Linked DNA regions of Homo sapiens: region 1 is linked to region 2. Evidence: read pairs that join two places in POLR2A ChIA-PET (ENCODE). Cell type or tissue: PC-3. All regions are shown on one strand. Each heading gives the region's core, and the rest is flanking DNA. Links, peaks and the distances in the headings are about the cores only.

Region 1 (4,392 bases), core at 152-4,151, 98 kb before region 2:
CCTGCCCTCCATGGGCCAGCCCGCTTGCACCTGGTACCGTGGCTCAGGCTGCTGCCGGAGAACTGTCAGCGGCTCCCAACTTAGAAAGGGGGGTGTGTATTTGGAACTGGGCATGCTTTTCGCCACATAGCCAGGGCTCTCTGTGGTGTCCTCAGTTACCTCTTACTGGGGTTAGCCTTGGGCAAATAGCAGAGCTCGGGGACTCAGGGAAGGGTGGCAGAGGGTAAGGGAACAAGGAGAGAGGCAGAGAAAGGTCTTGGCAGTGCCTCTGGGGACCACATGGCTGGCAGGAACCTTGACAGCAGGCCGAAGGCAGCCAGGAGAAGGACTGTGGAATGGGAGGTGGCATGGCTATGCCACCCCTCAAGTCAAGGGTTGGAAGCAATGTTCAGCCAGGCCATGAAATCTTCACTTCTCAGACCTCACTTCCTGCAGTTCCCAGTTGATTCAAATAGCAGCAGCTCTGTACTGTCCTCTCTGCCTGTCTCCCTTCCGTGTCTTTCCTTCTTTCCTTCCTTCCTTCCTTCCTTCCTTCCTTCCTTCCTTCCTTCCTTCCTTCCTTCCTTCCTTCCCTCCTTCCTTCCATGTGTGTTAAGCACCTACTGTGTGCCATGTACTTACAAATTACTAGTGGCATAGATCTAAAAGGCCCAATCTTTAATCTAGTGCCAGGATGTTCAGGTAATGGACAGTAACAACACAGCTTTAATGGAGAGGCATGGGGTGGGGAGGGGGGTGCTGTGGGACTCCCCAGGGAAGCACTCAGTTCAGCCTGGGAGCCTCAGCAAAGCTTCCTACAAGAGGTGAAGCTGCATGTGATTGTACAGATGCTTGCCCATTGAAGAGCAGGTCTCCATCCCAGTCTATCCACCCCTCAGAGGTGTAGACATGTTTCCCGCCTATCCATGGAAATTGCTTTTGTGTGTCCAGCCACATGCTCCTCCTTGTCTAGGGAGGTTGTATAGGAATATGGGCTCTGGACTTGAGGGAAGGATCTCTCCTACCTTACAGTCTTGTGCTCTTGGACAAGAATGGAGCTTCTCCTGCCTTCATGTCCTCAAGCAGTGGTCTAGCCTCCTCGAGTTAAATGAGATAATAGCTGTAAAGCACTTAGACATGTTTCATGTGAATGGATTCTGTGTCCTGATAGCAGTGGGAGTGCCACTAGCGCCCATCTCATAGGTGGCTGTTATTAAATGCAGCGATGTAGGTGAGGTGCTTGGCGTGGATCTGACACTGAGCAGGCATTCAGGAGGCAGCGCGGCAGCGTTTTGCTGGAGGGAAACAGTTGGAATGCGCAATCAGAGATGTGTACAAAGCAAGGAGCTCACCGAGAAGCAGTGAGCCTCAGCCCAGGGAGCAGAAGAGGAGACACTGGGATGAGGGGTTTTATTTGTTTTTAAAATAAACCTTTTAAATTGAAGTGCAGCATACTTCCAGAAAAATTAGAAGAATACAGCCAATGAATTTTCCACAAAGCGTACCCCCATCCAGGTCAAGAAATAGAACATTCTGGTACCCTAGGAATCCCCACAAATAACCCTCTTTTAGTTACTATGACCTCAAAGGTAACCCCGTCCTGACTTCTTTTTTTTTTTGAGGCAGAGTCTCGCTCTGTTGCCCAGGCTGGGGTGCAGTGCACTGCAACCTCCATCTCCCAGGTTCAAGTGATTCTCCTGCCTCAGCCTCCTGAGTAGCTGGGATTACCGGCGCGTGCCACCATGCCCGGCTAATTTTTGTATTTTTAGTAGAGACAGGTTTCACTATGTTGGCCTGGCTGGTCTCGAACTCCTGACCTCAGGTGATCCGCCCTCCTCAGCCTCCCAAAGTGCTGGGATTACAGGCATGAGTCACTGCACCCGGCCCTTGTCCTGACTTCTCTCATCGATGAGCGTAGCCTATCCTTGAATTTTGTGTAAATGGAATCATTGGGTACATATTATTTCATGCTGACTTCTTTTGATCAGCATTTTGATGGCAAGATTCATCAATAATATTGTATCAAGCTTTATTTTGTTTATTCTTGTTGCTCTGTGGTATTTCCTTGTATGAATATACCGCCACAGTTTATCTAATCTACTGCTGATGAACATTTGTGTTGTTTACAGTTTGAGGCTATAATGAATGGTGCTGCTATGAATATTCTTGTACTTATCTTTTGATATACTATGTTTGCTTCTGTTAGGTGAATACCTAAGTTTTGCAATTGCTGAGTCATAGAGTTGTAGAGAGTTAGCTTTAGTAAATACCATGATATTATTTTCCAAAGTGTGACAGGAATATACTCCCTTTAAGCTGTACATGAAAGAGCCTATTATTCCATGTCTGTACCAACATTATTGGTATTAGATATTGTGATATCTAATTGTGGCTTTAATTTGAATTTCCTTGATGTCTGGTGAGGTCGAGTCCCTTTTTCATGTGTTGATTAGCCATTTGGATGACCTCTTTTGAAAAGTGCCTGTTCAAGTCTTTCCCCCATTTTCCTATTGGATTTTTTTTTCTGATTAACTTGTAGGAGCTTAAACGATATTGTAGATATGTGTTTATTGTTGGATGTGCACATTCCAAATATCTCTTCCCACTCTGGGATTTGCCTTTTCACTCTCTTAAGGGTATATTTGAAGAACACAAGTTCTTAATTTTAATGCAGTCCAATTTGTTAATCTTTTTTCTTTTATGGAGAGTGTTTGTTGAGTCCTGTTTCTCTGCTTATTACAAGGTTATGGACATATACTTTTATGTATTCTTTTAGATGTTTTATGTTTCATATTTAGATCTAAAATCCACTTGAAATAGATTTTTATCCATGTATGAAGTAGAGGTCAAGACTCATTTTCTCTGGATAAATATTCAATGTATTCAAAATCCATCCTGTCTCACTATAGGGCAATGTCACCTTTGTCAGAAATTGAGGGGCAATACGTGGGTGGGTCACTTGAATTTTGAAGAATGAGTAGAGCTTCAGCAGGTGGACAGGGGAGGGGAAGGTGCTCTAGGCAGGACGTACAGTGTGAGCATAGGTTTAGAGGGGCCTGAGGGTAGAGTGTAGCAGACTGGCTGGAGGGAAAAGAGGAGAAACGGTGTGGTGGAGAGGTTGGCGGGGGCAGAACACACAGGGTTAGAGGATGGGACTTTATCCTAGAGGGATGAAGGCATTTTGAGCAGGAGACCAATATAGGCAAGTTGGTGCAGGGCCAAGGGAGATAAGAGAAAGTCTCATGACAGAGGGAGGCAGGAGGGTGGGTTTGGAGAAGACTGTAAATTCAGCCAAACCTAGCCCTGACATCACCCCCAAGCAGAGATAGGGTGTGCCTGCCTCAGGAGGCAGCGGTGAGGCTGAGTGTGCCTGAGGCTCGGGAGGGTGACCTTCGGCCACAGGGTTGTGGCTTAGTCTCATGTCCACATGTCCACTCCAGTGTCCTCGAGTGAAAAAGCCTCTTTTTTTTACTGGATGGGCACCCCACCACCACCCAGTGCCCCCAGCGCTGCAGGCCCTGAAGGAGGAGGGCAGTGGGGCAGACTGGGGCAGACAGATAAGGCAAGGGTGTGTATCTGGAAAGGGGGACCTTTCTGTTCCTCCTGCCCTTGATGCCCCCACAAGGAGACCTGGCTATGCCTTGGGCCCTGAACTCTGATCTTTCTAGGCTAGCTGAGATTCAGAACTGGACAGACATGCTGGGAAGAGCAAGACCCAGTGAGGGGAGTGATTTGGCCCAGGCCATGCAGTGAGCCAGACTGACCCAGCCTAGGGGCAGGCTGAGCACAGACTCATCTGCCTTCTCAGCTTCCAAGTTTCCCCCCCTGAAACCTGCAACTAACAGGACTCCTGTCCTAGGCTGCTGTAAGGGTCAGAATACGTCAAGTGCCCTGTCCCGGAATTGGATGCAGGAGAGGGAGCTGATGATGTCGATGATCGTCATGAGAGTAACAATTATGATTACAGAAATTGCAGATGCTTATTGAGCACTTACTAGGTGCCAGGCCCTATGCTAAGCCCTCCCCACAGAGCTGTGATGTGGGTACTCAGTATTCACATTGCCATTTTACAGATGAGGAAATCGAGCCTGAATAGGTTAAGCAGCCTGTGCAGGTACCTTGACGTAGGAGGTGGCAGAGCCAGGGTTTGAAGCTTGATTTGCCTATCTCCAAGCCCCAGTTGTTCATCAGCAATAGGCTTCCCTCCTTCCACCTCTGGCTTTCAGTCCTCCCTATTCTCAGAGCTGTTGCTTGGAGTAAAACCTTAGTTTTTGGGTTGGTCCCTGGTGCCCACTCATGAGAGAGTCAAGCTGTGGAGAGGAAGGCAAGGAGCAGAGGGGCACCACCATGGGCTACTGTGTGCCAGGCACTGCCTCCATATGCCCCGTAGCAGCCGTGAGGAAGCGGCACACT
Region 2 (4,392 bases), core at 315-4,314:
AATCCAAGCTCATCTACTTTCCAGCTGTGTGGTGTTAGGCAATTTGCTAAACCTCTCTGTGTCCAAGTTTCCATTCTATAAAATAGAGAGAATAATAGGACCCATCTCATAGAGCTGGGATGGGAGCTTAATAAGCCAATACATGTGATGTGCTTGACCTAGAGCTGAAACTAATTCTAGGTGTGGCCCTGCTGGTGTGCTGGGCAGTAAGACAAAATGACTTTCTGCCCTTAGAGAGTTTGCTGATTGGTGAGGAAAACAGACCATAAATAAGCAGCTGCATTTTAAATTACAAAGTGTGTGTTGCATACGCAAGAGAGTACAGGACTACGATAGGGAATGATGAGGGCATTTTATATAAGGCAAGCAGGTCCAGCTTCTCTCGGGAGGGGACGTTCAGATCAAGGACTGAAGATAAGAAGGAGCTGGTTAAGTGAAGAGTTGGGGGAAGAAGATTCCAGGTCTTGGCTTATGTGTGGTACCCTGCTACCTTGGGTTGCCCTTTCCCTGTTTAGATTTTTTTTTTTTTTTGAGACGGAGTCTTGCTCTGTCACCCAGGCTGGAGTGCAGTGGCTCGATCTCGGCTCACTGCAAGCTCTGCCTCCCAGGTTCATGCCATTCTCCTGCTTCAGCCTCCCGAGTAGCTGGGACTACAGGCGCCCGCCACCAAGCCCGACTCATTTTTTTGTATTTTTAGTACAGATGGGGTTTCACTGTGTTAGCCAGGATGGTCTTGATCTCCTGACCTCGTGATCCGCCCGCCTCGGCCTCCCAAAGTGCTGGGATTACAGGTGTGAGCCACTGCACCAGGACTTTTTTTTTTTTTTTTGACAGAGTTTCACTCTTGTTGCCCATGCTGGAGTGCAGTGCAATGGCACGATCTCGGTTCACCACAACCTCTGCCCCCCAGGTTCAGGAAATTCTCCTGCCTCAGCCTCCTGAGTAGCTGAGATTACAGGCATGCCCCACCATGCCTGGCTAATTTTGTATTTTTAGTAGAGACGGGGTTTCTCTGTGTTGGTCAGGCTGGTCTCGAACTCCTGACCTCAGGTGATCCGGCTGCCTCGGCCTCCCAAAGTGTTGGGATTACAGGCGTGAGCCACCGCCACCGACCATCTTTCTGTTTTTATCAGACTCAGCTACAGAGAGCAAAGGTACTCATCTCCCAGCCCCTGGCACATTCTCACTGTTGAACTGCACACAACCTTTTTTGTGGGTTTGGGTTTTTTTTTTTTTAACCTTTTTCTCATTTATCCCTGATTCCCACCACCATTCTGTTTCCCCCATGGGCATTTTCCCTCATGTATTTGATATATGTTCTTAAATATGCATGAATCCTTATAAAACATGTTGTGCTATTCTGTGTATATCTGCTTTTAATTAACATGACTAATTCCGTGCCGTAGCTCTCAGTCTGGTTTTTTTTTTTCTTTCCTCTCTTAGCACCGAAGTATATTCAATGGTCTGTAATAGTTGCTTATAACCATGCACAATGTTTTTCCATGGTGAGAATTCACCACATTTTTCTCATGCATTTCTTCAGCAATGGACACCCTGGTGGTCTCAAAGTCCCTGATCCTCCAAACTACACTGCTGGAGTAGCCTCAAGGGGCGGCAGGGCTTCTTTTTGTACCATAAGATGCGAGACGCAGGGTGTGAGAGGAGATGTCTCTGAGATAGACATCCAGGAGAGGTCACGCTGGGTTGTGAATAAATATTTAATGTCCTTAACTGCCAGGGCCCTATAGCCCAAATGGCACCTCCATGAAAACTAGAAAAAGCACAAAAACCAAAACAACAACACTAACAAAAAACCCCAGAAACACAACAAAATTGAAACAAACACAAAAGCCCTGCCTGCCCTTTGAGGCTCAGCTCACCGCTGTCTCCTAAGGGGCCGGATACCATTTCTTTTCTACTCTGAATGCCCCTGGCACATGGTCCCCTTTGCCTGGGAAACAGTGAGCTACTTGAAGGCAGAAAATCATATATTTGTCTCTTTCTTGCTTTCTCTCTCTCTTTCTCCTTCCTTCCTTCCTTCCTTCTTTCTTTCTTTTCTCTCTTTCTTTCCTCCCTCCCTCCCTCCCTCTCTCCCTCTCTCTCTCTCTCTCTCTTTCTCTTTCCTTCCTTCCTTCCTTCCTTCCTTCCTTCCTTCCTTCCTTCCTTCCTTCCTTCCTTCCTTCCTTCCTTCCTTCTCTCTCTCTCTCTCTCTCTTTCTTTCTTTCTTTCTTTCTCAGAGTCTTGCTCTGTTGCCCAGGCTGGACTGCAGTGGCGCAATCTCAGCTTACTGCAGCCTCCACCTCCTGCGTTCAAGTGATTCTCCTGCCTCAGCCTCCTGAGTCGCTGGGACTACAGGTGCGCACCATCATGCCTGGCTGATTTTTGTATTTTCATTAGAGATGGGGTTTCACCATGTTGGCCAGGATGGTCTCGATCTCCTGACCTTGTGATCCCCCTGCCTCAGCCTCCCAAAGTGTCGGGATTACAGGCGTGAGCCACCGCCTCCGGCCTATTTGTTGTCTTTCTACCAATTGCAATAGCAGGCCCTCATAAAAGCTTGCTGGACTGATTTTCTATTTCCTGACACTTCAGAGCAGCATGACCTCACCACATATTGATAAGCATGCCCACTACAGAAAAGGGGAAAATGATGGATTTGAGAATCAAGAATTGTAAGATTCTGGTCTCCTTGCTGTCACCAACCTGAAGGGTAACCATCAGCAAACAACTTTTCCTCTCCGGGTCTGAGTTTCCCAGTGGCAGCTCCTCTGTGACAGAGATAGGCTAGTTTCCCCCAAACCACTTCCCTTTTCCTCTTGGGCTTACATGTAGCCTGCATTACCCAGCCTCCTTGCAGTGAGGTGCAGGCCTGTCTTCAGGTTCTGGTCAATAGAATGTGGATGGAGGTGACATACTCTGCTTCCAGGCCTGATTTGTGAAAACCTCCTCATGCGAATCTCCACATTCTTACATCATCTGCTGGCCAGATGCAGAAAATCCCACAGCACCGCAAGCTAGAAGGAGCTTGGATCCCGAGTCACCCCCTGGAGGAGAGCCATCCAGGAGAGCTTTATAACCAGAAACACCCTTGGGGGATGGTTGTATGAGCAAAACTAAACTTTTATGGTGTTTTGCCTTTGAAAATTTTGAGGTTGGTTGTTACACTAGGTGCCCTCCTGATTAATCTATTTCCCTCAAGCCAGATTTCACCCAATAATTCCTTAATTTGTGTCATGCTTCTCCACTTTTCACAATTGATGTTTTGTGGCCCAGTTCTTTTATTCTACTCAAAAGTAGCTGAATAATCTGAAATAGCAATTGAGTATCCAAAAGGAGCCAATCTCAATGCTGGAGTTGCCCTGCATCCGCTCCCTACAATCCATCACTATCATGGAACCAAAAGGATCTCTCTGGAACCAAAAGGAAAAGGCAATTCCTCCAAAATACTTTCATGGTCTTCTGTTATCCTCAGAATGAAGCCAAAGGGCTCATGCCTACAAGGGCTACCAAAACTGGCTTTGTCTATTTCTTCTACTTCCTCTCCTCTGTTGAGTCCACGGTTCAGCTGCAAAAGCATTTCCTCTAACATGCCAGTCTCAGTGCCCAACACGGTAAGGACTAGGCCTTCAGGGTAACGCTGCACGCACCGCTAGCTGAGCCCAGGAGGCTCTTCCATCCCCTCCTCCTTATCTTGGGGGTGTGGCTTACAAGTCACTTTTCCTTAGGGGGTCTGGGCCCCCTGATCACTCGCTCTGGTCCACGCTCTTGCCCCACTGATGTGCTTACCACTCACAACATTCACTGCAGTTGTAATTACTTGTCCCCTGAACTGTCAGTGTCCTGAAGGAAGGACCAAGCCAGTCTTGCTTCTTGCTGAATCCCCACACCTGGCCCAGACCCTGGCTTGTTGTCCATGCTCTTAAGTATAGTCATGTGTCGCTTAACAAATGGGGATGCGTTCTGAGAAATGCGTCATTAGGTGATTTTGTGCAAATGTCATAAAAGTGTACTCACACAAACCTAGATGGTAGAGGCTGCCACACACCTAGGCTACATGGTCTAGCCTGTGGGTCCTAGGCTACTAACCTGCACTTGCGGCACTGTACTGAAGACTGTAGGTGACTGTAACACAATGGTAAGTATTTGTGTGTCTAAACATAGAAAATGGACGGTAAAAATGCAGTATTATCATCTGATGGGACCACCAACTTATATGCGGTCTGTCATCGACTGAAACGTCCTATGGCACATGACTGTAGTTGCTGAACAGGGGCATCAATAAATGACCCAATCCTGAGGGAACGAGTGGTTTGATTCCTGGGGAAGGGGTCGTATCCTGTGTCATCCTGGGGGGACAAATGGATTTCTTGGAAGGCATAGTGCCTCTCAAAG

The links. Peaks named below come from ENCODE experiments on the same cell type or tissue, not always from the same donor. Only the 100,000 strongest peaks of a DNase experiment are listed, where the experiment ranks them.
Region 1: POLR2A ChIA-PET joins it to region 2 with 6 read pairs; 3 of 35 experiments call an interaction of 5 or more read pairs at or near these places.

The regions. Positions count from the first base shown.
Region 1 is chr9:113,569,071-113,573,462 of GRCh38, forward strand. The region is part of intron 17 of RGS3 (regulator of G protein signaling 3); the gene reads left to right. Among named protein-coding and RNA genes, the nearest start is that of RGS3, 110 kb to the left of the region's middle. In PC-3, for the core only: no CTCF peak of the experiment used is centred there; no DNase peak of the experiment used is centred there; H3K27ac peaks cover 1,356 bases.
Region 2 is chr9:113,666,919-113,671,310 of GRCh38, forward strand. The region is part of intron 2 of LOC105376223 (a long non-coding RNA gene); the gene reads left to right. Among named protein-coding and RNA genes, the nearest start is that of RGS3, 210 kb to the left of the region's middle. In PC-3, for the core only: no CTCF peak of the experiment used is centred there; no DNase peak of the experiment used is centred there.